4 separate regions of the Homo sapiens genome follow, and regions 1, 2 and 3 are each linked to region 4. The links are chromatin loops, found by intact Hi-C in ENCODE. Cell type or tissue: dorsolateral prefrontal cortex. All regions are shown on one strand. Links, peaks and the distances in the headings refer to the core of each region. The heading gives the core; the rest is flanking DNA.

What was found. Hi-C counts contacts between places; a loop is a spot of excess contacts. Peaks named below come from ENCODE experiments on the same cell type or tissue, not always from the same donor. Only the 100,000 strongest peaks of a DNase experiment are listed, where the experiment ranks them.
Region 1: it touches region 4 in a loop (3-fold over the local background); 51 of 110 quality-filtered maps call a loop at or near these places.
Region 2: it touches region 4 in a loop (5-fold over the local background); 101 of 110 quality-filtered maps call a loop at or near these places.
Region 3: a loop joins it to region 4, with 2.4 times the contacts of the local background. A loop is called at or near these places in 9 of 110 quality-filtered maps.

The regions. Positions count from the first base shown.
Region 1 is chr1:205,138,556-205,145,897 of GRCh38, forward strand. It overlaps DSTYK (dual serine/threonine and tyrosine protein kinase), which reads right to left. Exons shown (of 13, transcript NM_015375.3): 13 at 3,950-7,342. Among named protein-coding and RNA genes, the nearest start is that of RBBP5, 20 kb to the left of the region's middle. RefSeq lists an enhancer at 3,162-3,306 and a cis regulatory region at 3,234. In dorsolateral prefrontal cortex, for the core only: a CTCF peak has its summit at 3,263 (motif pointing left); a DNase peak (open chromatin) is centred at 3,276; H3K4me3 peaks cover 683 bases; H3K27ac peaks cover 1,160 bases.
Region 2 is chr1:205,057,415-205,064,363 of GRCh38, forward strand. It overlaps CNTN2 (contactin 2), which reads left to right. Exons shown (of 23, transcript NM_005076.5): 3 at 507-651; 4 at 767-942; 5 at 1,154-1,249; 6 at 1,670-1,879; 7 at 2,169-2,268; 8 at 3,831-4,006; 9 at 4,451-4,587; 10 at 5,026-5,155; 11 at 6,908-6,949. Among named protein-coding and RNA genes, the nearest start is that of CNTN2, 18 kb to the left of the region's middle. In dorsolateral prefrontal cortex, for the core only: CTCF peaks have their summits at 4,349 (motif pointing left) and 4,553; a DNase peak (open chromatin) is centred at 4,347; H3K4me3 peaks cover 712 bases; H3K27ac peaks cover 4,556 bases.
Region 3 is chr1:205,322,999-205,330,340 of GRCh38, forward strand. No RefSeq gene overlaps it. Among named protein-coding and RNA genes, the nearest start is that of NUAK2, 4.9 kb to the left of the region's middle. In dorsolateral prefrontal cortex, for the core only: a CTCF peak has its summit at 2,631 (motif pointing left); a DNase peak (open chromatin) is centred at 2,623.
Region 4 is chr1:204,985,630-204,992,971 of GRCh38, forward strand. NFASC (neurofascin) reads left to right here. Exons shown (of 30, transcript NM_001005388.3): 22 at 1,789-1,911; 23 at 3,004-3,177; 24 at 5,663-5,677. Among named protein-coding and RNA genes, the nearest start is that of CNTN2, 54 kb to the right of the region's middle. RefSeq lists an enhancer at 4,006-4,095. In dorsolateral prefrontal cortex, for the core only: CTCF peaks have their summits at 3,855 (motif pointing right) and 4,055; a DNase peak (open chromatin) is centred at 3,852; H3K4me3 peaks cover 716 bases; H3K27ac peaks cover 5,000 bases.

The sequences.
Region 1 (7,342 bases), core at 1,378-6,377, 150 kb after region 4:
ATGCTGGGCCAGTCGAGAAAACGCGCCCTGGCTGCTAACTCATGAGGGAGTAAAGATGGTTCATCATAGCCTTAGACAGGCCTTTGCAAAAGCTTGCAAAGCTGCTCTGGTTCTAAGGGAGGAGACCACCCCTCATATTGTCTTGTGCCCAATTTCTGCCTCCAAAGAAAGAAGAAGTAAAAACTAAAAGGCAGAAATGAAATCCACAAGCAGACAGCCTGGCGCCACACCCTGGGCCTGGCAGTTAAAGATCGACCCCTGACCTAATTGGTTATTTGCATAAAAAAGGCACTGTGAAGATCCTGTCCTGTTCAGTTCCTTTCTAATTACCGGTGTATGCAGCCCCCAGTCACGTACCCCCTGCTTGCTCAATCGATCACGACCCTCTCACGTGGACCCCCTTAGAGTTGTGAGCCCTTAAAAGGGACAGGAATTGCTCACTCGGGGAGCTCGGCTCTTGAGACAGGAGTCTTGCCGATGCTCCCGGCCGAATAAACCCCTTCCTTCTTTAACTCGGTGTCTGAGGGGTTTGTCTGTGGCTGTTCCTGCTACCGGTCCTGCCTACTGATTCTGTGAGTCTGATCTTCCAGTTCTAGTTGTTGATTTTTTGAGGCACTAGTATTTTTCCAATACATATTTCCTTCCTCCTAAATTAGCCAGGATTCATTTTCTAGATGTTCATAGCAGATAAACAATACAGTAACAGAAATTCCATACTCTAAAAGTTGGAAGTTGCCTCTTTAGGAAAATCACTATTATCAGTTTGATTTATACATTTACAAATTTTTTTTTCTGTGCACTATACATGCAGATGGGCTAAATCTCTCTCTTTTTTTTGAGACGGAGTCTTGCTCTGTCACCCAGGCTAGAGTGCAGTGGCGCAGTCTCAGCTCACTGCAAGCTCCGCCTCCCAGGTTCACACCATTCTCCTGCCTCAGCCTCCCAAGTAGCTGGGACTACAGGCACCCGCCACCACGCCTGGCTAATTTTTTGTATTTTTAGTAGAGACAGGGTTTCACTGTGTTAGCCAGGATGGTCTTGATCTCCTGACCTTGAGATCCACCCGCCTCAGCCTCCCAAAGTGCTGGGATTACAGGCATGAGCCACTGCTCCTGGCCAGATGGACTAAATCTCTAGATAATTTGGGGTTATGGGGAACAAAGGGATTTTTACCAAAAAATGGGTTATGTTATATATATTCTTTTTTTGTTGTTTGAGATGGAGTCTTGCTCTGTTGCTCAGGCTGGAGTGCAGTGGCATGATCAGCTCACTGCAGCCTCTGCCTCCCAGGTTCAAGTGATTCTCCTCCTGCCTTAGCCTCCCCAGTAGCTGGGGTCACAGGCATGCACCACCACACCTGGCTAATGTTTGTATTTTTAGTAGACACCATATTGGCCAGGCTAGTCTCAAACTCCTGATCTCAGGTGATCTGCCCACCTCAGCCTCTGAAAGTACTAGGATTACAGGCATGAGCCACCGTGCCCGGACAAGCCACTGTGCCCAGCCTACAGTTTTGTTTTTTTGTTTTGTGTTTTTACATTTACATCTCTCCCAGACCTGGACTTTTTTTTCACATGATGATTTAAGTATTTTTTTCCTCAGGTGGTGATATGATTTGAATGCATGTGTCCCTCCAGAATTCCTATGTTGGAACTCAAACCCCAAGCTATTAAGAGGTGGGGCCTTTGGGAGGTGATTAGGCCATGCGGGCTTAGCCCTCACGGATAGGATTAATGGCACTATAAAGAGGCTCAGAGGGCTGCCTAGTTCTTCCATCTCTTCTGCCATGTGAGGACAGCGTTAGTCTCCTGAGGGACGCAGCAACAAGGTGCCATCTTGGAAGCACAGAGCAGTTCTTACCAGATAGTGACCCTGCTGGCACCTCAATCATGAACTTCCCAGCTCCCAAAACTATGAGGAATAAATTTGTTATTTATAAATTACCTGGTCTGTGGTATTTTGTTATAGTAGCAGGAAAAGACTAAAACAAGGGGATAGCCAACTTTACTGACTAATCTATTTTTTTCATGGATTTGAAATGCTAACTTCAAAATATACCAAGGGGGCCAGGAGTGCTGGTTCATGCATGTAATCCCAACGCTTTGGGAGGCCAGATCACCTGAGGTCAGGAGTTCGAGACCAGCCTGGCCAACGTGGCGAAACCCTGTCTCTACTAAAAATACAAAAATTAGCTGGGCATGGTGGTGCGTGCCTGTAATCCCAGCTACTCAGGAGGCTGAGGCAGGAGAACAGCTTGAACCTGGGAGGCGGAGGTTGCAGTGAGCTGAGATCACACCATTGCACTACAGCCTGGGAGAGTGAGACTCTATCTCAAAAAAATAAAAATGAAAATAAAATATACCAAGGAATAGACTCTCCCTAGAAGGGCCACAAGAGGCCTCAATCAGTGTGTGTCTCCCCGTAGTAACTGCACTCCAAAGGAGGTTATTCAGTTAGCACTTCATGGACTCCTTGGGATTCTGCTAAAGACAGAAATTTTGAGGTTGAATTTAATAATGTTCAGAAGCCTGAACTCCACCGAAATAAAGGATCAGGAAGGCCACTCAAGTTGCCCTACTCAGGGCACATACCTACTGAGGGATGTGTTCTTGAAAAAGCATACCCAATCTGAAAATGTGTATACCACAAGCTATTTTTTTCCAAAGTAATAAGGGCAAAGGAAGAGGTTAAGAGAACTCCGTCACACTGAACTTCCTAGGAAAATACAGGGCATATGCATATAAGATGGGATATATTTAACTATGAAGTGTGGCTGGAGTTACTAGAGAGTTTCACAAGTGTTAAGAGGCTTATCTGGGCTGGGTGCATGGCTCACACTTATAATCCCAGCACTTTGGGAGGCTGAGGCAGTATTGCTTGAGCCCAGGAGTTTGAGACCAGCCTGGGCAACATAGCCAGACCCTGTCCTTAAACAAACAAAAACAGCCAGGCACGATGGCATGCATCTGTGGTCCAGATACTCAGGAGGTTGAAGCAGGAAGATTGCTTGAGCCCAGGAGGTCAAGGCTACCGTGAGCTATGTTTGTGCCACTGCACTCCAGCTGGGGCAACAGCAAGAGCAAGACACTGTCTCCAAAATAAAAAATAAAATAAAATAAGGCTTATCTGCATTATTAGCATTAACTAACTGAGCTAACCGGCTTCAGTTGCATTAAATGAATACTGTGTCGGTATAGGCTGAGAACCAGCGAGATCAACCTCAAGGAGCAGGACTACACCAGCTATTTAAGATGTGCTGCCATCTGCTGGCTAACCTTGTGTTGCAGTCAAACCAAAAGTACTTACAGCAAAAAATGACAGCCACACAAGCCGGACATGGTATGATAACAAAAAACAAACCAAAGCAAACGCACCTCGTGCTGCACGCTGACCTTCCCTGGTGACTAGAAGTGGTGCCTGTCTCTTGGCGGTGGCCCATGGTGGTGCCTGTCAGGCACTGCTGAGCAAGCAAATCTCAGCACTGGGGTGAGCCTAAATAGAAAATGCAAAATACACTACATGCAGATAGGCCAGCGTAAGATTATGTGCCCAGTTCCCTCACCATGTATTATAATAGAGTAGCTAGGCTCATATATGAACTCACAATGCTGCAGGTTCGTGCTTAAAAGAAGCTGGAAAAAAGCATGTCACCCAGGATAGGCTCTGGAAGATACATGACTATCATCTCACCCCTTTTCTCCACTATCCTATCTCCCATTCCCTTGCCCCACCCTTCAGTAGTGATGATGTAAAGTACCCAGAGGCCAAGAGCCATGGTGGCTGGGGAGGGCCCCTGATGGGAGAGGAACATGTTCCATCCATCTCTCCTAAGGCAAACTGAAAGACATCTGACTGAAGGTCACCAGTGGAAATGGAATGGATTAGGGAACGTCCTGTTACTATGGGTAGTGAGGTAAGGGAAAACCAAAACCAAACAGATAGAAACCTAAAACGTTAATGTGATCTTTATTATACAGCACATCTGGTATTTGTGTATCCCAACAAGTATACAGAATACTCTATAAAACCAAACCCAACCCTTCAATATTACACTAATGAAGATTAACCCAGAGTCGCATCTCTTCAAAATGCACACAATTAAGACGGTCCTGCTGTAACAATATTATGGAAAGAGCCAGGTAGCACAAGAAAGGAGAGAGGATAAAGACTGAAGTGTGTGCCAAAGTCATTGTCTTTTGTTATTGCACTTTTATTCTACACACTTAGTATCTTACACTTTTATTTAACACTGTAATAAACATTAGTCCTTTAAAACAAAGAAAAAACATTACATGAAGACAAAAGACAACAGGCTGCCCAGACCAATTTTCTTTTCAACTATCTGGGCAAGGTGGCCTCCCCAGTGCTAGATGTCCTGATGCACCTCTGAGATCACCTCAATTGGACTGGATGTTAACAAAACAGATGAAGTTAAAAATGAAACCCTTTTAGGAACAGTAGTGCTACTGGAAACCTCCAGGAGAGTTTGGAATACAAGTGTCTCAAGGCCACTCCCTCCTTACCCACTTTAACATCAAACAAGCTCTATTCATCCCACCTCCATAACTGAAGGATTAACCTTCTTTTTCTTTTTCTTTTTTTTTTTTTTGAGATGGAGTCTTGCTCTGCTGCCCAGGCTGGAGTGCAGTGGTGTGATCTTGGCTCAATGCAGCCTCTGTCTCCTGGGTTCAAGCAATTCTCCTACCTCAGCCTCCTGAGTAGCTGGGACTATAGGTGCCCGCCACCATGCCTGGCTAATTTTTTCTATTTTTAATAGAGACGGGGTTTCACCATGTTACCAGGCTGGTCTCGAACTCCTGACCTCAGGTTTTAAAAAGTGGGTTACTTGATCCAGAAAATCCAAAAGCTTTGGAAATTCCAGGAAAGCAACTACTCTTTTGGCAGTGGACTCTTCCAGGGTTGTTAATCCCACTCTGACACAATATGGATGGACTAGGGAGGCTTCCTGATTATCCAAATGGAATACCAAGCATGCCATCATCTCTCCAAAGCAAGCCCAAAGGGGGCTTTAACTTCCCAAAGTGCTACTGTAATCACCAATTCCCCTGGGCCTCCCAGTGCTAAATAATAAGCCAAAGCCAAAAAATAAAGTGTCATTCAGTGCAGTTGTCACTTTGCAGCCCTGCAACCCCGAGGCACTTCTTCCATGAGGAAGAACACTTTGTGACCCTTCTTTGGCAGCTCAAGCAAAGACACAAGAATGCATTTGAGAGCTGACAGGTACTAGTCGAGAGTTCTATGAGTCCCCTATTTCTATCTGTGGTAGTAATGCATTCTTTCCTCCACTGCTTCCTTGAATTTTAGTGTTAAAAATTAGGAGAATCTGCTGCCTAGGCTCTGTCCCCTTGAAGTTGATGGAGTCAAAAGTGACTCTCTTTGGTCTGGGAACAACCAGCACAGTCCTCCTGAAGCGCTTGCTCAGTCAATGAGCTACTCTTTGCAGAGGATCAGGGAACTAAGGTATGCCTGGGGAAACCCCACCCAAATGAGCCATGCCAGACAGCCCTTGCCATCAGCTCTCTAGGCACAGGGTCAGCCATTCCAGGGCCCCAGGCTCCACCATTTCTCCTGACTGCTCTGCAGGAAGGCCTCTCACTCATTTCTGAAACAAAATGAGAGACCAGACTTCAAGCTCTGGCCATTAAAAATGGCCAGGTCATCATTTTCATGTTGGGGTAAGCTGCCCTAATTATGTTGATTAGAAGGACAGACCACAATAAGGGTCATTCTTTCATGCCATCCTTTTTCTTCCTCCAGCCACAATCTCACCTCACCACTTGGGAACACATACAACCAAAGCTGGGAGGTAAAATCTTTAGGACTTTGGTCATGCTGAGCCCTCTATAACCCAAGTGCTGCCAGACTTCTTTGAAAACCTAGTGTCCTCCCAAGTAATATACAATACAGTACATTTCATGGCATTCCATCACTTATAATAAGAATGGATGCCAAAGAACAAAGCCAAAATTAGCTGACAATGTTATAAAACAAAAGCAAAGTATACACACTCTATACACACGTATACCTGCACTCAGCCTGCTGAGTATTTAAATAACATCCCCAAATATCCATATGTGGACTTTGGCTGGCCTAGAGACTTTCAAGAATATTTTGCACCTTTTCTCAAAATACTTTTTTTTAAAGAAAATGAACTGTAACACAACTACTCATCTCCTTACTTATATCAGTCCCTCCCTTCCACCCTCCCCACTGGGGAAAAAACTGTTGGGGAATCTGCTAGAGAACTGGTATCTGACAGCAAACTAAGCCGTGGGGTAAACTAAAAAGGGACTCTGGGTAGAGGAAAAAAATCTAACCTCCCATATGTGAATGAGAGTATGAGCTAATACTTCCCAAGAATGCTAGGAATGTGACCTTCATAATGGAAGCACAGACTTATGATTATAGTTAGAGTCAAAAGAAAACAGTCTGGAAAGGGAACTATATAAGACTTTTCCTAAAATTTCATACACAACAGACTTACAATGATTTTCCAGCAAGTAGAGAGTACTTACCCCTCCTTTCTTGACACCTGACTCCCTTGAAGCCCCATCATAGTTCCCAGAAGGACAGTAAGTTAGTGCAGAGAATAGAGTACTTGAAGTATAGCTAAATAGGTGGTAAAAATTCTGAGAATATACTGAACATCCTACCAAAACAAGGCTAAAGCCTGCAGAGCCCAAAGACACTGAGTCAGTTACTTTATCATTTGCAAGTAAAAAGGTTATTAGCACTACATGGAATTTCTGAAAGGCTCCAAGAGTTTAGGGAGCTACTATGCTCAAACATATCATGATCAGAGCCCAGGATAGCCAAAGAGTTAAAAGTTATATGAAAGACCCATTATAGACTCCATTTATACTCCATTAATATTTAAAAGATGGTCATTCTGTCATAGACAACCCTAGAAAATCCCAGCAGCAGATGTGCGACTCATCTTTGTTTTTTGTTTTTTTTTTTGTTTTTTTTTGAGATAGAGTCTCGCTCTGTTGCCCAGGCTGGAGTGCAGTGGCGTGATCTCGGCTCACCATGACCTCTGCCTCCCGGGTTCAAGTGATTCTCCTGCCTCAGCCTCCCAAGTAGCTGGGATTACTGGTGCGTGCCAGCATGCCCGGCTAATTTGCAACTCATCTTATACACCTACCTGGGGACCTGTTTTACAAACTCTCGGGCTGAACACAGGGGCCAGACCACAGTTATTGGGGATTAGGCAGATGGAGGGAGACTACTCACTTCCACTGTCTACTTCCTCGTCTACCTGTTTTTCGGAATCTAATGGACCAGTTTGGTTGAGGAAGGCTTGAAGTCAAGTGCATCTGAG
Region 2 (6,949 bases), core at 1,950-6,949, 73 kb after region 4:
GGGTCCCTTGAAAGCCCCCTGGGAGGTAGAACTGCTTCCATTCTGAGGCCCCAGCATCTTGAACTTTATGGCATTTGCTACCTTGCACTGTCAATTTCCTGTCTCCCTCCTTGGACCGCAAGCCCCTTGAAGAAGAGGGACTGTGTCTTAATCATCTTTACAAGCCAGTCTCTAGCCCAGTGCTGGGTATAGAGCAGGTGCTCAATACCTAAGTGTAGGATGGGTGATTGATTGAACTAGTATGGCCAGATGGGGCCTGCCCAGCCTATTTAAATTCAAATTTAAATTAATTAAGTAATATAAAATGTAAAATGTCGTTCTTCAGTCGCAATAGCCACATGTCAAGTGCTCGATAGCCCTACGTGGCTAGTGGTTACCACATTGAACAGTGCAGAAAATGGGACATTCCCATCATCAGAGAAAGTTTTACTGGACAGCACAGCCCAAGAGGCCAGGCTCCAGCCAGGCCAAGGCTCTGAGGCATCTGGTGGTGTCATCACCTGCAGCTTGGAGTTCAGCCCTGGGATCCCAAACCACCTTCGGGCCTGTCTTTGAAGACCAGCCCCTCAGTGTGCTATTCCCAGAGGAGTCCACGGAGGAGCAGGTGTTGCTGGCATGCCGCGCCCGGGCCAGCCCTCCAGCCACCTATCGGTAAGGCCTCTGCAGTGGGTGCTGGGAGGCCCTGGGCAGCCGTTGAACTTTCCCTCTCATCAGCCCTGCCACCAGGCAGGACTCAGAGGTCCCCTTCCTCTGTCCCCTGCTGCAGGTGGAAGATGAATGGTACCGAGATGAAGCTGGAGCCAGGTTCCCGTCACCAGCTGGTGGGGGGCAACCTGGTCATCATGAACCCCACCAAGGCACAGGATGCCGGGGTCTACCAGTGCCTGGCCTCCAACCCAGTGGGCACCGTTGTCAGCAGGGAGGCCATCCTCCGCTTCGGCTGTGAGACCCGCGGGGGACCAAGACACTTTGGGGGAGGGGGAGAGGGGGCTAGGAGAAATTACTGAGAAAGGATAAGGGACACCCTCAAGCCGGGCCTTCCTGACCTCACATGACATGCCTTAGTGAACTGCTGCTTCTCCGTGAAGGATGAGTCGGGGAGGGGCTCGCAGGCCAGGAGGACAGTGCCTGAGCCCCTGGTCTCTGCCTCCAGTTCTGCAGGAATTCTCCAAGGAGGAGCGAGACCCAGTGAAAGCTCATGAAGGCTGGGGGGTGATGTTGCCCTGTAACCCACCTGCCCACTACCCAGGTGAGTCCAGACCTGGGGCCAGGGTTAGAGAGGGCACAGGAAGGGCTTCCAGATGCTTGGCAGAGGAAGGATGGAATAAAAGGAGACCCCTGGAAATGACCCTTAGAAGCACCCATCCCTGGGACCCTAACTTTAAATGATCTGTGTTTCCTTTATAGGTCTGTCACTTTCCATCGTTGTGCCCTGCTTCCGCCTTCAAACTGGGTGGCCCCTGAGGGCTGCGATCCCTGGCAGACTTAGCGCTCCCTGAGGGCAGGAATAAAGTCACTTCTTCCCTCTAGGTCTCCCCTTAGCCCCAGTTCAGAGCATGGTGGCTGTCAGGACAGGGCTTGCAGAACCGCACCAGCATGCTGGGGTCCCACCCAGAGTGGCCCTGTTAGCCCAGCACCCCCTGGTTTCCTCAAACTCCTCACATCCTAGGCTTGTCCTACCGCTGGCTCCTCAACGAGTTCCCCAACTTCATCCCGACGGACGGGCGTCACTTCGTGTCCCAGACCACAGGGAACCTGTACATTGCCCGAACCAATGCCTCAGACCTGGGCAACTACTCCTGTTTGGCCACCAGCCACATGGACTTCTCCACCAAGAGCGTCTTCAGCAAGTTTGCTCAGCTCAACCTGGCTGCTGAAGGTCAGGCTTGGCCAGGCGTGGCTGGAGGGAGGGAACTGGAAGGGTCAGCGGGCATTAGGAAAAGGGTTTTTCCTTTGGAGATTGGAAGATCAGCTTGCAGGGCACTGATTCCAGGCCCTGGACCCCCAGATCCTCCTGCTTCAAATCCTGAGGCCCTTGCCCCAGGCCTCAAGGAGATTCCACACAGCTGCCTAGACAGAGTTGGCTCTGAAAGGTGCTGAGATCCCATGCACGGGAGCACCTGACCTGGAGTCATCTGCATCTGATTTGTAAAACCCTCTCTCCCCAGATACCCGGCTCTTTGCACCCAGCATCAAGGCCCGGTTCCCAGCAGAGACCTATGCACTGGTGGGGCAGCAGGTCACCCTGGAGTGCTTCGCCTTTGGGAAGTGAGTGTGAAGAGGGAGGGGAAGCAGAGCACGGTCTCTCGGGGGCACAGGTGACCCCAGGGTGAGGGCAGGCAGAGTCAGGGCTCTTATCTTGGTGTCCCTCACAGGGTCTAGCAAAGTACTGGGCACACAGTGGGTATCGACCACCACTCACTGGACAGTACCTCTCTGGGTGAGGCATCGCATATGCCAGGGGCCTTCCATGGCCAGGATCACTTGGTCTTCCAGCAGTGCATGGCAGGCTCAGACAGCTTGAGTAACACCCAGGGCTGGAGGCAGGCAGCACAGTGTACAGACTCCAACCCTGTCTGTCTCATTCAGATCCCAGCTCTGCCACCCGCAGACCTTGGGTAAACTGCCTAACCTCTCTGTGCCTCAGTTTCTTTATGGTGGTGATAATAGTACCTACCTCATAGGGTTGTCATGAGGATTAAATCAGTTCATATATGTGAGATACTTAGAACAGTGCCTGGAATTTAGTTAAGTGTTCCGTGAATGTTAACAGTGATCTATTTGAGAATGGCAGCAGAAAGTGTTCTCTTTCTCGTACTCCTAGAAGAAGGAGTCACTAGAACAGGGCTAAGCAAATAGCAGGTGCTCAATAAATGTTTGTAGTATGAAAGAAAGAATGTGATTTGTACTTTGGCCCCCTCCTCCCTCAACTATCTCCTATGGTTACCTGGGAGAATCTCTGCCTTGTGGGAAGTTTTGGGCTTCCAGAAAATCCACATGAAAAGCATGTGGAAGTGGGGCCAGGTGCGGTGGTTCATGTCTGTAATCCCAGCACTTTGGGAGGCCGAGGTGGGAAGATCATGAGGTCAGGAGATCGAGACCATCCTGGCTAGCACGGTGAAATCCAGTCTCTACTAAAAATACAAAAAAAACTAGCCAGGTGTGGTGGCGGGTGCCTGTAGTCCCAGCTGCTCGGGAGGCTGAGGCAGGAGAATGGTGTGAACCCGGGAGGCAGAGCTTGCAGTGAGCCAAGATTGCCCCACTGCACTCCAGCCTAGGTGACAGAGCGAGACTCCGTCTCAAAAAAAAAAAAAAAAAAAGAAAAAAAAGAAAAGCATGTGGAAGGGGAATATATTAACCCATTAAAACTGATACCTCAGTCCGTTTTAGTGCACAGATTACTACTAACTAAAGTCCCTTTCAAAGTAGGGGCAAGGCCTGCCCTGTAGAGGCAACGGAAAAGAGAACCCGTAAAGACCCAGGTCACAGGCCACTGTGGCGGAGGGCAGACCCAGAGGCATGGTGACCGGTGCGGGAGAGGGCAGGCCAGCTTCAGGGTGCAGACCCCGCAGAAGCCCGGCTTCACTGGCTCCAGGGTTGTTGCAGGGGGGATGGGTAGAGCAGCCCTGCCTCTTGCCCCTTCCCTGCGTGTGCTCCGAGCCTACCTGGGAGAGGAGAGTGAGGATCAGCCAGAAGGCACCCTCTCTCCCTCTGTTCCTCCCAGGCCCAGCATCTCAGGAGGGCCTGAGAGTCTGGGTATGAGGAGCTGCGGGCACTGGAGGGGTAGGCCCAGCTCAGCCCACACCCTCTGGCTTTGTCTCTCCTGCCAGCCCTGTCCCCCGGATCAAGTGGCGCAAAGTGGACGGCTCCCTGTCCCCGCAGTGGACCACAGCTGAGCCCACCCTGCAGATCCCCAGCGTCAGCTTTGAGGATGAGGGCACCTACGAGTGTGAGGCGGAGAACTCCAAGGGCCGAGACACCGTGCAGGGCCGCATCATCGTGCAGGGTACAGAGCCAGGGACACCTTCTCCGCCCCTCCCGACCCCCCTTCCCGCCTTCACCCTTGTCCCCAAGGAAACAGACCCAAAAGTCAGGGAGGAGACTGGGAGGCCCCCTGCATGAGCCTGCTTGCCCTAGGACTGCACTGAGTCTGGGACCAGAGGAGGCTAGTGCTGTGGTCACCTCAGAGCTTCAGTCAGGGGTGCAGAAAGCACACAGGAGGCTCCAGAATGATTTAAGTTGCAAAAGCAGCCACTGGCACAGCCACAGAGTGCCAGCTTTCTTGTGCCTCCTTCTTCCGGCCCCCTCCTCTTTGTCCTCTCCATCTCAGAATGCTCATGGCGCCCTCTGCTGTCTGGCACAGGTGCTGCTGCCCTGATTTTCTGTTCCTTTTAATGAGCTGGAAGCTCCTCCTAGCTCATGCCAGGTTTTCTTTTCCGGGCTCCCACAGCTCAGCCTGAGTGGCTAAAAGTGATCTCGGACACAGAGGCTGACATTGGCTCCAACCTGCGTTGGGGCTGTGCAGCCGCCGGCAAGCCCCGGCCTACAGTGCGCTGGCTGCGGAACGGGGAGCCTCTGGCCTCCCAGGTAGGAGACATGGGGCTTCCCCCGACACATCACAACTGTCCTCTGCTCACTTGGTTCCCTCCCCCGCCCAGAACTTCCCCTGCACCACTAGTAGCCCCTCTGGGCTAATTAGGGTGTCAGAGGGTGGTCCTAGGACCACCTAAGGACTTCTTCCCATCCCAGTCCCATTGTCACAGGCTAGGCCTGGATCCAGGCACAGTTCAGCCACAAAAGAAGTGATGTGGTCCTGACTGGGTCACCTCACCCTTCCAGCTTTGGGGAGGCCTGGGTAATCTGCATCCTGAGGTTCCAGGCAGCCCTGAGGTAGGACTGGACATATAAGCCATATCCTCTAGGGATTATCAGCCTAGAGTCTCCACTGCTCCCACCCCTGCCAACCCCTCCTCCCTGTGGCTCCTGTGGTCCTGATCCCCCTGGGCTCTGGGCTCTTCTGCACAGAACCGGGTGGAGGTGTTGGCTGGGGACCTGCGGTTCTCCAAGCTGAGCCTGGAAGACTCGGGCATGTACCAGTGTGTGGCAGAGAATAAGCACGGTACCATCTACGCCAGCGCCGAGCTAGCCGTGCAAGGTAAGGGGCCCAGGGAGGCAGGGGACATCCCAAGGACATGCATATGGTGGCTTTCAGAGCTCTGAGTTTAGGTGTTTCCAAACACACATGCACATACCCTGTGGCCATTTTCCTTGGTTTTCCAACAGTTTCTAAGTAGGAGAACTCAGAGATTTAAGAAAGGAGATGAGACACAGGGTTGACAGCTGCCAGAGGGCAGGGTCTCTGACTTGTTCCATGTCTGGCACACAGTAAATGTTTGCTGCAGTGAGTGAAAAAAACAGAAACCAAATCAATCAGATTTGTGTAACCCAACCCTTTCAGCTATGTGAGCTTTGGCAAGTTACTTAGTGTTTCTGTGTTTCAGTTTCTTGATTATAAAATATAGGCAATAATAGTCCTGCCCTCCTGGGCTGCTGTATGGAACAAGTGAGATGAAAGAGGTACAGCATAAAGGGCCTGCCCACCATACAGCAGGTGCCCGGGAAATGTAAGCCAGTGCTAATATTTAGTTGTGTGACTTGAGCTCACTGAGCCTCAGTTTCCTCATCCATAAAATGGACACAGTGATACCCACCACATCAGGTTTTAGTGAAGCTTTGCTAAGAAGCATTCATTCGTTCCTTCATCCATTCAACCACTACTTACTCAACACTTCACAGGGATGAATATAAAAGATACGGTCTCTGCCTTTAAGTAGCTTACAATCCAGTAGAGGGAAAGGGACAAATAAACCCCAAATCAAACAATTAAATAATTTCAGCTAGCCATCAAATATAGTATAAAGAAAATCCAGGCAGGGTGCAGTGGCTCATGCCTGTGTAATCCCAGCACTTTGGGAGGCAGGGGTGAGTGGATCTCCTCAAGCTCAGGAGTTTGAGACCAGCCTGGGCAACATGGTGAAACCCCATGTCTATGAAAAACACAAAATTTAGCCAGGCATGGTAGCACACACGTGTAGTCCCAGCTACACAGGAGGCTGAGGCAGGAGAATCACTTGAGCCCTGGAGGCAGAGGCTGCAGTGAACTGAGATTGTGCCATTGCACTCCAGCCTGGGCAACACAGCAAGACTTGTCTTTTAAAAAAAAAAAAAGAAGAAGAAAGAAAAGAAAAGAAAAAGAAAGAAAGAAAGAAAGAAAGAAAAGAAAAGAAAACCCAGTAGAGTGATGGGCGTGAGATGGGCCTGTTAGGTGGGGTGGTCAGAGAAGTCCTCTCTGAGGAAGTCTCATTTAGACTGTGACCTGAATGTTAAGAAGCCAGCCGCGTGAAGATCTGGGGAATTTCCAGGCAAGATTTACAGCAAGTGCAAAGCTCTGGAGGCAGGAAAAGACTTCACAACTTCAAAAGAGAGAGAGAGAGAAAAAAAAAGGCTAGGTGATTGGAACATAATGAATGGGGGATAGAGTGGAGCAAGATGCGATTGGAAAGGTGGAGACTTATTTGTGAAGAGCCGGGCTTCACTGAGTGTGAGTTGAAAAAGCTGTTCATTCCCAACTGGGTGGAGAAAAGATTGTAGAAGGAAGGTGCAGAAACAGGAAGACTGATGTGGGGTGGCAGGGGTGGTGGTGAGGGGCGGAGGGGGGGCGCGTTGTCAATAGTCCAGGCGGGAGATTTGATAGCTTAGGCCAGAGAAAAAAGGGCTTGGTTCTGGATGCATTCTGGAAGAGGTGCTAATAGGAGTCACTCATGGCGTGGCTTCAAAGGGCACGCCAAGTAACGTCTTAATCAAGGGTGACAGTACTTTTCTCTGTGGCTCTCCCCTTTCCTTCTAGCACTCGCCCCTGACTTCAGGCTGAATCCCGTGAGGCGTCTGA
Region 3 (7,342 bases), core at 754-5,753, 340 kb after region 4:
AGGGTTTCACCATGGTCTTGATCTCCTGACCTCGTGATCCGCCCGCCTCGGCCTCCCAAAGTACTGGGATTACAAGCGTGAGCCACTGCGCCCAGCTTGACTTAGTTTTTGAGGCCTGGAGTTGCTAGGTCCAGAATCTCCACTCTGAGTGCTCATTTACAGTGAAATGAGAATGGCCATAGGTTTTCCTTCTTGCTTTAAATGGCAGAAAGGGAACATTTCCCCTTTGGCCATCTTGATAACCTAATCCTGTGAAATGAGTATTATTCTGTCCAAGGCCACACAACTGGTAATAAAGTGGCGGGATTTAGACCCTGGTCCTGAGGAAGAGAATAGAGGACAATAGACCTGGATCCTCTTCCCTGAGGGAAACCCCTTCTGCCAGCCAGTTTAGGGCCCTGGATGGATTCTAGCTATGCTGGAGAGCCAGCCTTCCCCTCAGGCCTTCAGGAGGATGGTGCCTCCCCTGTGTATCCAGGGCATGCTGAGGATGGAGAAGGACCCACCCCCAGTGGCTGCCCACTTTTCTACTTCCACTGATCCTTTGATTATTTTTCTAGTGTGAGTTACAGATGTCTCCATCCCTCCATGGAGCTCTTTATCTCCTTTGTGACTGGAGAGGATCCATCTTACACAGGAAACCAATGTATCGCTCCCAAATTTGGAGGGCCACAGGAGGTGGCAGCTGGTTTGGCATTCTTCCCTCCACCAGCCTCCCCTTTTGCTGTGGGTTTTCTGTGCAAATAGGATGAGGCCCAGAGATAGTTGCCTTGACTTGCTATCTCCTTTCCCCTCTGAAATCTGCTTCTATTCCTGGGGGCTCATCCAGATGATTAGAATTCTCAAAAGGAAGTATGGATAACATAAGAGCAAGCACAGGGCCGAGTGTTGGGGGACCTGAGTTCGAGTCCTGACTCTGACACTAACCAGTTCTGTGGCCTTCTACTAATTACTTCATTCTACAAATACTGGTGCCCACTAGGTGCTGAGCCTGGGGACACAATCATGACAAGATTCCTGCCTTTGGAATGTTCTCAGTCTAGTGAGAAATAAACAAGTAAATCCTGTACAGAGGGAGAAGGGTCCATGATGGAAGAAGAACAGATTGCCTTTTCTTTTTTTTTGAGACGGAGTTTTGCTTTCGTTGCCCAGGCTGGAGTGCTGTGGTGTGATCTCGGCTCACCACAGCCTCCGCCTCCCGGGTTCAAGCGATTCTTCTGCCTCAGCCTCCTGAGTAGCTGGGATTACAGGCATGCGCCACCACACCCGGCTAATTTTGTATTTTTAGTAGAGACAGAGTTTCTCCATGTTGGTCAGGCTGGTCTTGAACTCCTGACCTCAGGTGATCTGCCCGCCTTGGCCTCTCAAAGTGTTGGGATTACAGGTGTAAACCACTGCGCCCGGCTCAGATTTTCTTTAAGATATGTATCCCAGGTGGGAGGAGGCTGGTCAGGCGCAGGTTCCTAAAGCCAGGACTTTTTAAGTTGAGACCTGAAGGACAAGTGGCAATTGGCCAGCTGAATCAACATTTCTTCATAAGATGAAAGAATTATACAGATGAGCTTAACGCTTCTTTTAAGGCTTAATCTAGCTACACTCCTGTAATTTTTTCCAGGTATCCCCAACACCCAGTGTGCTGCGAGGCACCTAAAAGTCGCTCCATAGATGCTTATGAACTGAAGGAATGGATGTGCGATGGAATCCAAAGATGAAACTAAAAGCACCTACATGTGATTGGGCCCACTCCATTACCAGCTATCTGGCCATGGTCGGGAGGGAATCATCTGCAACTTCTTGGACCTTCTCACCCCTGCTCCAGCTTCCTTTGACTACAATCTGAATTCCCATCTAGGTGAGGAGCCATGGGTGACCAAAGATCACAGCAGGTAGGCAAGGAAGACACAGAGCCAGAACAGCATGTGACTCGGAAATGATCTAAGCTGCTGAAACTCATATCTCAAATTCCTTAAAGGAGGTCTAGTTGGTGGGAAAGCGAGAGTGCCTGACAGGGAATCCGTGTTGGTCGGGGACTCTGCCACCAGCAGTCTTGGGGAATTCCTGGGTCATGTGGTCGGATGTGTGGATGTGCTGAGATATCTGGGCTGAGCTAAGCTACTCTCAATCCTGCCTGCCCCACTATTGACTCCTGGAAGGGAGACGCCTACCCCCCAGCCCCAAGTCCCATGGCTGATCCATGTCTGAGGGGGTCATGGGGGAAAGCTGTTTATTGGATCTACTATGTGCTGTGCTGGGAAAACAAGTGGGAACAAATGTCTGTCCTTGTCCTTACACACTTCACAATTTGTGTGTGTGTCTGTAGGGGAGTGGAGGTGGGTCCAGACTGGTAAAAGGGGATTTGAAAGCAGCTCAGTGTGTGGACTGCTGTGATGTGTCCTGGTGGGAGCAGGGTGCAGGTAGGAGCAGAGGTGAGAGGCACCAAGGCCATGCCATGGGGGTCACGTGAGGGTTGGGAGCAGGTAAGGCAGATCTCAGATACCTCTAAGATGAGTCTTGAGCCCTGAGGATGAATTACAGCCTGTAGTATTCCCTACCTCCCCTCCAAGAAAGGGATGCAAATCCTGTTAGTCGCTGGCAAATTGGGAAGCCTAGCTCAAAGCTGCCCTCTTCTGACCAAACTAAGCCTAGCATGTTTTATGGGATGCCCAAAGCTGTGACCACAAGCAGAAGTCGGCTTAGGCAATTTGTTCCTCCAGTAAACCGTTCATTTGTTCATTCATTCATTCATTCAACAAATATGGACTGAGTAATTGCAATAACAGCTATAATGATATCTAACATTTATTAAGCCAGCCCTGGTTCTAAATTCTAAATTCTAGTATGTCTTGCCGGAAGTTTGGAGAATTTGTGCCGCAAACACTGAAAACAGCCCTCAAACTCTCAATTACCCTGAGAAACCGAATGTTATTCACAGACCAGGCCTGGGAGGGGATGTGACTGAAGGAGAAGCTAGCTCTTCTCCCCAAGCCAAAGAGCTTGCCCTGTCTCCATCCTGGAATGGGAGGGAGAGCACACGCAGAGAGACAGGACGCAGGCGTGCCGGGGTCCAGCTCCACTTCCACCACCAACCCACACCATGCCATGGCCAAGGACTTTCTCTTTTAGGGGTGGTTCCTTATCTGTAAAAGGAGATTTGGATAAACCAACTCTCAGTTTTGTTTCAAATCTGCTTTAACTTCTCTGCAATATCTAAGCAGGGACAAATTAGAAACCTCAAGGGCTGGGCGCGATGGCTCACGCCTGTAATCTCAGCACTTTGGGAGGCCGAGGCAGGCGGATCATGAGGTCAGGAGATCGAGACCATCCTGGCTAACATGGTGAAACTCCGTCTCTACTAAAAATACAAAAAATTAGCCGGGCGTGGTGGTGGGCACCTGTAGTCCCAGTTAGTCAGGAGGCTGAGGCAGGAGAATGGCGTGAACCCGGGAGGCGGAGCTTGCAGTGAGCAGAGATCGCACCACTGCACTCCAGCCTGGGCAACAGAGCAAGACTCCGTCCCCCCCACCCAAAAAAATTAGAAATCTCAGCCACTCGCTTTCTTTTGCCACCTGGTAACTGATTCCTTCAGTACTGGACATTCAGGAGCCCCATTCCGTCTCGCATCCCCAGGCTGGCATAATGTTTTTGGCTCAAGAGTCTGGCAACCTGGGCTTCAGGCTCTGCTCTGTCACTAACTGACTGTGACTATAACTCATGTCTCCACCACTTCATGTATAAATAAGAATTATTCTTTTATGCAGCTAACATACTGTGTGTCAGCCACTGTTCCTTAGATTTCCTGTATTCATGAATTCAATCCTTTCTACAACTCTATGAAGTACATACTAGCCTATGATATCCCCATTGCGTGTGAGAAAAGTGACACAGAGCAATTAAGGGCCTATGCAGGGTCACAGAGTTGTCAAGTGGTGAAGCCAGATTGCCTGGGGTCCAATCTGGCTCCAGAAACAGCACTCTTAGCCCTCATACTTTGGCTTAGAGAGGATTCCTGACTTGCCTAGAGTGTCAAGTAGACTAAGCTGCTCTGCGTCATACTTTCCTCATCTGAAATGACTACCTCCTGGGCTTGCTGTGGGATGAAATTAGAAGTGAGGTCGTCAGACTGATGGTTTCCTATCCGTCTGCCTGGCGCTTTGCTGGGCTCTGGTCCTCCCAAGTCCCCTCCCTCAATTTCGGCAGAGACCCAAGAGTGTGTGCGCGCACCTAGTGTGTGTGTGACAGCGAGGGGTTATCAGAGTTCCCTGAGCTCCAGCTGACCTGATTTGGGACAGAAGACAGTTAAGATAAGCTCAGAGCTAGGAAGTGGTCATTGAAACAGCCCAAGGCTGGACCTCTGTGTTAAGGGAGGGAGGAAGGAGCTGATCTGAGAGAGAAAAGAAAGGACCTCTTAACAACTCTTAGTGCTAGATTCGAACACCCGAAGGAAGTTGTTCTGAGAGTTGGGAGGTGGAGGGGTGGATATATGTGTAGATTTGCAGTCTAGAGGGACTGGGCGCAGTGGCTCACGCCTGTAATCCCAGCACTTTGGGAGGCCGAGCTGGGCGGATCACCTGAGGTCAGGAGTTCGAGACCAGCCTGGCCAACATGGTGAAACCCTGTCTCTACTAAAAAAACAAAAATTAGCCAGGCACCTGTAATCCCAGCTACTTGGGAGGCTGAGGCAGGAGAATCACTTGAAACTGGGAGGCGGAGGTTGCAGTGAGCCGAGACCCTGCCATTGCACTCCAGCCTGGGCAACAAGAGTGAAACTCCGTCTCAGTAAATAAATAAATAAATAAATAAAGTTTAGAACTTCCAGTCAGTGTTTTAGAAAGGGTCTCCTTACCCCATTGTTAGTAGCGAAACCAGAGATTTTTCTCTTTTTCTGCCCTTCACTCCTGTGTCCTTTTCCCAGTCACGGAGGATCTGTCACTTCCATTGCTGTGGAGTTGGGAAGTGTGGGTGCTAGGGAGTGGAGAAGCTATGCCGGCGACTGGGGAAAATTTTCATGGGATTCCTCCATGGGTCTTCAAGTACTTTCTACTAACTCACTCTATTACGTTGTAGTCACCTGAGACCCTTTTTGAGTAAAGGATGAGTAAAGAAAAATAACCCCCCATCTTTACAGGTGTCCACCCTTTCACACTCACTATTTTATTGATTCTCCACTGACCCTGTGAAGTCGGGGCTTCTGGTTAGATGTTGGGGTACAGGGGCTGTTGATATAGATGTGGCAGGAGGTATAATGAGCCTGGGAATGGAAGTCAGGAGATGAGGTGCTACACCCAACTCTGCTGCTTGCTGGCCACATGACCTGGGACAGGTGACTCGATCTCCCAGCCCTCAGTTCCTAATTATTCAAAGAAGACCCCAAACTTGGAGATACTTTGTAAGCTGTTAAAGGCTCCCCAGCAGGTGGGGGTTTATGGCAGTGGATACTAGGCCACTTCACACTCCATTTAAATGCTGCTCCCTATGAAGGGGCTGAGGGTCTTCCTCCTGGCCCTGCCTCCACTTGGAATGACCAGGCAGGGCAGGGCATGGGAAGTGTGCCCAGGAGGGAGGTGGGAGAAAGGTCTGCCCATTGCCACCCCCCTTCCCCGTGCCTGGCTCCCAATGGCAACCTGAGCCCTTGGCCTCCCAAGCCAATCCTGGAATGTAAACCCCAAGCAAAGCACATTCTTTAGCCGGGTCACCAGCTCCTGGCCCTTGGCAAGGAAAGGCAGGAGCCAGCATTTCTCTTGGCCCCAAATAACGGTAGCACAATCTGGTACTGAGGGGCTATTACTACAAGGCTGGGTTAATCAGCTGGTTCTCACCCACAGCTCATAAAAAGCTCAGGTCTGACCTAGCACCCCTGTGAGCGCCCACAGTCAAGGGGAGAGGGAACTCAATCCCTAAGCAGAGGGAGTTGAAATATTGCTTATTTCCTGGATCTGGTTCCTTGTGTCAGTTGCAGGCCATAGAGGAACTCAGAGGGAAAGGGAGCACCCTAAAGATTCCCTCAACGCTGGTGCTGCCTCTGGACTCTTTGATTTCTAGCTTTTATTCAACAGTTGTGTGCTACATATTTAGATATCGCATGCCAGGCACTCTGTGTGATGCCCTGGGCCTATAAGAGTTAATAATATCATTACAGTCCTGAGAAGTACCTTAAAAGTTTTGTGTGCATGGGGATGAGGTGGGGTGAGGAGACAGTGGATTCGCCAGGTACACCATTGAGGGGGCATTCCGGGCAGAGGGGACAGGCTGCTTAGGATAGGGAGTCAAGGAGCAGCTGGACGCATTCAGGGAGTACTGGGCAGAGGTAAGAAGAGGAGGTGGGAAGGGTGGGACTTCATGAAGATCCTTAGAGGGAGGCTGCTTACGCTTCACAAGGATATGGTCGGATACGTAGACAAGAAGAACAGAGGGAGTCTAGCAGCCATGTGGAGGGTGTCTGGTGGGGAGCCTGAAGGTAGGGGAAGTGAAGTTGGGAGGCTACTGAAACTGTCCTCTCAAGGGACGGTGACGGTCTGGACTAAGCTAGTGGCTGTGTGAGGGAGAGAAGAGTGAAGATAAGGAGGTCACCTGCCACCCAGGGTTGAGCTGGCTGCCCCGAGGCACCGGGAGCGAAGGTCTGGGGTGGAGTAAGATGAATTTGGAAGGGAAGCTCCAGTCCAGTCTCCTTCTACAGATGGAACAGGGGAGCCTGGGAAAGGGATTTGTAAATTACTGTTCCCTTACAAATGTTTGGTGTTGAGACTATGAATTGCTAGGCTGTGATTAGGACCAAGGCCCATTTTCTGTTGAATGGCAGGCAGAGTGCCCCGAGGTCCTGTGTCGTCCTTCAGGTAAGGAGGGCAGGGTGGGCCACCGTGAGATGGTGCATGGGGCCATGGAAGTTCCCAGCCCTGCTTGCACAGCCATGTGCTCCCTTCCAAGGCTAAGCAGGGGAGGAGCCCCGACAGCCCAGTGAGAAGCCAAGCAGAGCAGAAGGCCAGCAGCTGGCACCCTGGAGCTCCTTCCTGTCCCACTGTCCATGCTGCAGGTACGCTGAAGGGAGGAGGATAGATTTCTCCCCAACCACCTGGAAACCCATCAACTCTGAAATGTCACTTCAGGCACCAAGTGTTCAGATGAGTCTCTGGCCTCCAGCTCTCATCCCATGGACCCTCCTAGTCATCTGTTTCCTTTTTGGAGGGGGGCAGTGGCTGAGGGATCATGCATGAAAAAAAGAAACTGTCTCAAGAGCCAGGAGAGTCCAGTCTGGCTAAATTAGGAACTGGGACTTCCCCTCACTAGGATCTTTCCCAGTTCTTCCCCTCAGAGAGCCATCCAGTCATTTACTCGACACAGGTTTATC
Region 4 (7,342 bases), core at 1,088-6,087:
TGTAAGTTTGGCCAACTTGCTCATTCCCCAAAGACGTGGCATGGATCAGAAAATAATTGGAACCAAAACCCTTATTTCTTGTTTAATATAAATTCATGTTCAGGAGTGGCTAATGAGCGGGGATTAAAAGGCTGCTTCCTCAGCCTGGATAGGACTGATGAGGTCATTTGGGACTTGGAGGCTGTAGCAAGCAAAGGAAAGACCGGTCACTACCACCACCACTAACAACTAACCCAGCCCTGCCTGCCTGACCCCTCACCAGCCTGCCTCTGTCCCGAAGGCCTACTACTGGAGGGAGAGCAGCTTGCTGAAGAACCTGTGGGTGTCTCAGAAGAGACAGCAAGCCAGCTTCCCTGGTGACCGCCTCCGTGGCGTGGTGTCCCGCCTCTTCCCCTACAGTAACTACAAGCTGGAGATGGTTGTGGTCAATGGGAGAGGTGATGGGCCTCGCAGTGAGACCAAGGAGTTCACCACCCCGGAAGGAGGTAGGTCTGGCCTGCAGCTCTTCAGGGTGGGGCAGGAGAAGGGTGGCACACACCTTGGGCCTGGAGAAACTCCAGCGTGGCTCAGCATGGATGGCACAAGGTGACTTCTGCGAGGCCTCCAGGAGCGGATGACCTGCAAGCCGAGCCACTACAGCCATTCCCAGACCACCATCGCCAAGGTGACCTGCCCTGCGAGGAGGTTGTATCTCAAGAGAAGACCTGTGAGGTCTGCTGACATAATTCCAGACGGGTTATGCAGACTGATCCCCGAGGGCACGGCGGGCACCTGGGCCACCCCACCACCTTCCGAGGCAGAAGGCAGCACGTCCATCCTGACTGCCTGGAACCATCTGATTTGTTTGCCAGCACCCAACACCTTCACGGTTCTCCCCCCACGTTCTCAAGAAGCCGTCACTGAAATAGTCGGCCTGTGTGTGCGGTGGCTCTGCAGAGGGATACCCAAGTATAGCCCCGCCTTCTGCAGGCCTATGGTTTCACATGGCCCTGGGGTCAAAACCCCTATTTTTTGTTTCACATAAATTCAAGTTCATGAATTAACAGATGACTGCAAAGTTCCTGGTTCATCTCCTTGTTCTTGCCAGTCTTCTTTTATCTGCTTTGCATCTGTTTCATCCTCCTCCGTTTCTCCTCCCTCCCTCTTTAATTGTTATTTTCCCCATTTTTCCTCTTCTCTTCCTCCTGTCCTCTGTTCTTCCCTCTTGTTCTCTTTATCCCTGTCTTTCCCTCCCCTTGGTTTGGTTTTCATCATTGGCCTCTCCCCAACACTCCCACCCTCCCACCTCTTCCGGATGTTCCACCCTGGCTTTCTGTCTCCTTACCCCTGAACCCAACATTCTCAGCTCAGAAGCCTGGGCCTGCTGCCTGGACCCAGTGATGAGAATCCTTATCTGAGGATAGGGAACTGCAGCCTCTGTACAAAACAGCTGTAAGTGGTTCTCTACCTAGGAATGGCTCTGCCCAATTTCGAGGTATCTTTGCAGAATCAGAGCCTAACATGTGCTGAATCCAGAGTAGTTGCTAGAAGAAAACCTGATTTACTTCTTCCTCTCTTAAATAGCAGAGTCTGAGCTATGTTTGTCCTCAGACCTGAAGGAAATAGCATCCTGGATGGGGCAATGGGCTCCGGTCGTCTCACGGTTCTCCCAGGCTTCAGTTTAGCAGTGTCGAGCATGGGGGTTGTCCAGAGGTCAATGCCTTCATACTTGTGCTTTGTTTTTTGTGTTTTCCTCATCCTCCCTGCCCCCTCCCCCTCATCTCCCCTGCTCTCTCCTCCTTCCCCAAGTACCCAGTGCCCCTAGGCGTTTCCGAGTCCGGCAGCCCAACCTGGAGACAATCAACCTGGAATGGGATCATCCTGAGCATCCAAATGGGATCATGATTGGATACACTCTCAAATATGTGGCCTGTACGTTCTGCCCTTCCCTTTCTCTTAGATAATCTGGGAACCAGAAACCCCATTCTCACCACTTTTCCTAAGGACTCAAGGTAGAAAGCCTGTGGGTGCAGATGGCATTGTGGAGGGATGGAGGGGCCAACGAAACAGTTCCCAATAGGATTAGGGGAGGCAGATGGGACTCAATCCCTGCTCTCCTTTCATAGTTCTGCCTGCAGGGAGCTTCTAGTCTCACTGATGAGACAAAGGGACCTCCAGTCTAATGAAGCAGACAGCCATGCCTTTAGGGATCTTTTGTAGTCTCCAACACGTACAGAGTCTAGGAGAGAGAGTTCCTCAAGCTCTGGAGCTTCCACCTGATGGGGTAGATAGTATACTCACAGGAGTCCACAGTCAGGACACCCCTTGACAAGATGTCATTTATGATAAGGCAGCTGCATGTAGAGCTGCCCGGTGACTGTGGGGTGACCCGAATCAGGAGCCTGGGTTGGAAAGACCCCACCTCAAGAGCTCAGCATCACCATGCAGGGACAGGAGTGCCATTACATTTGAAACACTTTAGGCCTTCAAAAGTAGGTAACGTACCTCGTTAGGAAACTCAAAGAGCCAAATGTTGTGTTGTTAGCAATTTTAATAGCCAACTCTGTGCTTGTATGCTGTTCTGAATTGATCTCTGGACCAGACCCTTTCACCCTTTGAGGTCCATTGAATAGGCACTTTACAAAGGAGGCATTAAGAATCAAAAGGCCTAGTGGCGTTGTCCTAGTTCTGTTTGAAAGGAAGAAAGAAAGTGAAGAGTTTTGTCCTTGTTGAAAGGGCTTAAGAATATAAACGGAATCTTTCTGAATCAGCCACATAACTCTGCAGTGAGCTAGAGACAACAGGATCAGTGAAGAAGGATTAACCCTGGGTGTAATCAAAGAGCCCGGAGGGAGTTCTTGCCGAGTGTTCTGCCTTTGAACCAAGCCTTTAAGATCACCAGGCAGGTGCCATCATTTCCCTTTCCAGCAAAGTCAGGAAAGTGTTCTTCCTCCAGCTTGCAGATTATATAACCCATCAATAAATGTTGCTAAAGTTTAATTCCACTTACCTCTCTCTCCCCAGTTAACGGGACCAAAGTAGGAAAGCAGATAGTGGAAAACTTCTCTCCCAATCAGACCAAGTTCACGGTGCAAAGAACGGACCCCGTGTCACGCTACCGCTTTACCCTCAGCGCCAGGACGCAGGTGGGCTCTGGGGAAGCCGTCACAGAGGAGTCACCAGCACCCCCGAATGAAGGTAGGTGCATGGCAGCAGCCCCTGGGGTAAAAGGTCCCAGCTAATTCCGAGGCCTAGAGAAACACTGAGATCTGTAGCTGGCTGCCTGGGATGGAGAGGAAATGAGACTTGCAAGTCCTCAAGCCCTCGGAAGGTGAGAACCCATCTTATGTGTGAGAGGTAGGTGCTGGCATTGTATCTGGAGCTCAGCTCTCCTTGGACCACTGTGGTCACACCTGGGTCCCCACTTGCCCTGACTTGCTCAGTCACTTGACATCTATCATCTTTCCTTCTTGTAGAGGAATAAGGAAGAGAGCATGAGTTGAGAAATGAGAGAAATCATAATGAACTCCAAAGAACAGTGAGTGTTCACCTCTTGAGGGAGGCAGGAATATGATTGTGAGTGCTCCCATGAGGGCTCTGGGGACAACCTTCTTTCTTCGAAGGCACATGGGTTCAAGGAGGTAGGGGAAACCGTCAGGATGACGCTGTTACTGGCATCATGAGTAGAGCAGAGAATGTGGTCCTTCCTTGCAGCCTGAATTGGATGCGTTGTCAGGCTGCAGAGAGGAGGAGGAGTTAGGAAACAGCCATTTGCCAAGCCAGCTTCACAAAGAGCAAATGAGTTCATCACCTGGGTCCAGGCGTCATCTGGCAGCATTTCAGCCCCACCAGAGCTGCACCTGCCTGAGGACTCCACTAGAGGGGGCTCCAGGCTCACCCGCACACGCACTGGCATCAGGGGAATGTGCAGTCTGGGACCTCTCGAGGAGGCAAGGCTGCAAAAGCCTCAATACTGGCACACCCTCTGGGAAAGGCTGGGGACCCCCGTGTGTCTCCAGAGATACAATGGTCTATTCAACAGCCATTTCTTGAGTACCCACAATGTGAGGTGCCAGACACTGCCACACACAAGGGATATACAAAGGTAACAAGAAGCTCACACCATCTAGAGGGGGAGTCATCTATAAGAATATCTAATTGCATGTCTAAATGAGGGGGCGCAGTGGCTGGGCAGAGAAGGGGATTCAGTCTTCACGGGAAGACTCCAGAGAAGAGGTGATGTGAGTGGGCACTCTGGAAGCTGACAAGTCATCGTGTCTGGTGCTTTCCACAGAAGGGTCAGGTCCCGTGGCCTGGCCCAGGCCCAGACGGGGTCTTCTGAATACCACCCCTACCCGCATTCCAGGAGAGCATCAGTGCTGCCTTCTCTGGGGCTACCAGGCCCGCTGCGTCACCCCGGGATCCCAGGCAGCTTCACAAGCTGCCCACATCCTTCCCCAGCCCACCACTCTAGCCAGTAGACCAGCGCTGAGGCAGGAGAAGAGGGGCCAGGCAGAAGCAGAGAAAGGCTGACAGCCCGCTCTGCATCCCTCTCTGGTCTCAGAAACCAGGAGTGAGTCACACAACCAGCTCTCCCTCCTGCTGTGCTCTTCTGCACTCTCCCAAGCCCCTGGGCACTCGGGAAGTTTATTAGGGCAGGGGGACTTAGGTTAGTGGCTGATGTGTGTCTGTCACCAAAGGCCAGGCCAGGCCAGGCCATGATGCACTTTCTTGATTACTCAATTCTGCAAATAGATAGATAAAGAGAGCCCCTTCTTCCCTCCCTATGTGCACCCCAATACAGAACATCAGATAACAAAGCCCTATTGTCCAGCCCCAGTAACCACCACAGAGAATGTTCTGCAGCCCCAGGGGACAAAAGGACAAATAGAGGCTTTTTTCTTAACTTAGGGCTTTGCAGAAAATTCAAGAATTTCACTTAGGGCTCTCAGTCCAAAAAAAAAAAAAAAAGAAAAAGAAAGAAAAAAGAAAGGGCTCTCAGTCCAAACTTGGGTTTCTAACTTCATAAAGTCCAACTGGAGGGGAAGAATTGGAGTGACGGAATACCAGGAGAGGGGCTCCAGGCTCCATCCTTCAAAGTTCCCGCCTTCCAAGGTTGCGATGGTGTGGAGTGGGTGCAGCTGAACATGCTCCCTCTCTCCTATCCATCCCACTATTCAGCATCTTCCCCCAAAGACAGGAACCATCCTTTTGACTGGAGTTGGTGTCCTCCCACACCACCTACTCCTTATCCCCTCAATTCCTGGCATCATGGAGCGTCACCCAGCCTGCTCAAAGGTCATGCCAACCTAGCCAGAGCAGGACATGCTGTTGAGGACAGAGCTGGGAACATAATGCTCTGAGTGGACTGTCCCTGCAGCCACCTTTTAGATGTCCAGTCCTTGAATCGAGGTAGAAACAGTGTGTTAGAAAGGTCTCCAAGGCCCAGGTGGAAAGGTTTCTGTAGGAACATGCCTGACTCAGGTGGAGTTGACCGTGAACCCTGAATGCCAGTTGGCATCCTCAGGCCAGCAGCCAGCACCTGGCCACGCCGTCTGCATAAGGTTTGGGCTGGAACCTTCCCTGCTTTCCTTGTCCTGTGGTCTCACTTGTGCTCTGTTTTCTCTTCCCTTTTCCATCCTTTCTCCCTCTGTCTGGCCATCTTGGGCGCTGTGTTCTGAAGCTACTCCAACCGCAGGTACCGTACCAGCCGCGGAGGTAATGGGCATGGCATGGGGCAGCGCAGGCGGAGCCCAGCCCAGCCAGGGCGGACAAGGAGGGAGAGGCTCAGGCTGAAAGCATGCTCCAGACTCACCCTTTCAGTGGTTGGGAAGCCAGACTGTCAAGAGGGATGTGTGTGGAGGATGGGACCAGAGGAGAGCAAGCCCACTTTCCCCCCTTCCCAAACTATTTGCCCCCTGCTGAGTAGGAGAATGGCTCAGCAGGGGTCACACACACACCGGCCCTGACCTGCTCTCTGGAGCTGCAGTTTCATTCTGACACTGAGTAGATTACTTCCCGTTAACCACCTGAGTCCTTGCCTGGGCTTGACAGCTCAGAGCAGTGTCCCCAGCTGTGGCCCTAGAAGGCGCGCTGCAGCAGGAGCAGGGACAGCTGGCTCCTGGTGGGGCTGCCATCTCCTGAAAGGGTGAACATGCTGTGCATGCCAGCTTCGCATGCTGCATGGGGGCCCGGCACCGGCTCTGCCAGCCACCACGGGCTCTGCTCAGTGAGAACAAGCAAGCATGTCCATGGATAGGGCCAGGTGCTCCAGTTCCTGGAGTCTCAGCAGGCACCGTGGGCTGATTATCTCCTCACCCTTCAGAAACCCAGCTTTTCCAAGTCTTTATCGTTAAGAACAGTCTCCACTCTCGGGGTATGGGAGGTAGATCTACAGTGGACTAAGGTGCTGGGCAGCTCTGGGCTTAGGACCTGCTAATCAAGTTACTCCTCTCCAGTCCTCATGTCATGGGTTTGAGGGTCATCAAAGGGCTCTTCATCACAGTTGGCCTGTCCCCAGGCTGGAGAAACGAGGCAGGGGACCCCAGGGTTCCTTTCCAGGCCCTCCTCTGAGCCTGAATTACATCAGATGGGAAATGAGAACAGGATTCACCCTGGCAGAGCAAAGGCTACAAGCAAGTGCTCAGCAGAGCCTCCTTACATGCCAGGCAGTGGAGGGAGGGCTGAGGACCGGGCCAGGAATCTGAGGGTTGGCTTATGAAGGGGATGCCACCTTGCCCAATTCGATTTCCTCCTCGCCTTTGCTTATTCATCCCCACCCCCATCCTAGGTTGATTCTATTTCTGTTGCATACCCTGCTTCCTTCAGTTTGTGTATGTTTTGCGGCCAGATCTGTGGATGGTGAGCTGCCATCATCCTTCCCTCTCTCCCTCAGTCCTCAACATTCACCCACCACCCCAGTGCCTCCCCACAAGGTCTGAACACCCCTGTGAAGATGTGAGGCAGAGAGGTGATCCCAGGCCTGGGGAACAGGGTGAGAGCCATCCTTGCCACACTGGGGGCCTCCCTGACTTCCTGCTTGAAGTTTACGTAAGTCTCTCCCGTGACGAAGAGGAAACGCAGGGAGGGCACCAGGCGAATCAGCTGCAAGCTCAATGGGGAAGCAGCTCCCCGTCCACCTCCCCTGTTCTGGCACCCTGGGACCCAAGGCAGGTGGGCCTGGTGGCAGGCAGTCTGTCTTGTTCAGTGGGCATCTGTGCCGGCCTGTGCTGTCCCTCTACTGAGTGGGTGAGAGGTATCTTTGCAATCACCCCACTTCCTACTTCCCATTTAGAAAAGATCTACACTCATCCAGCATGAGCTCACGGTCTCAATCAAATGTTTCCTGGGCTCCAGCTTCCGT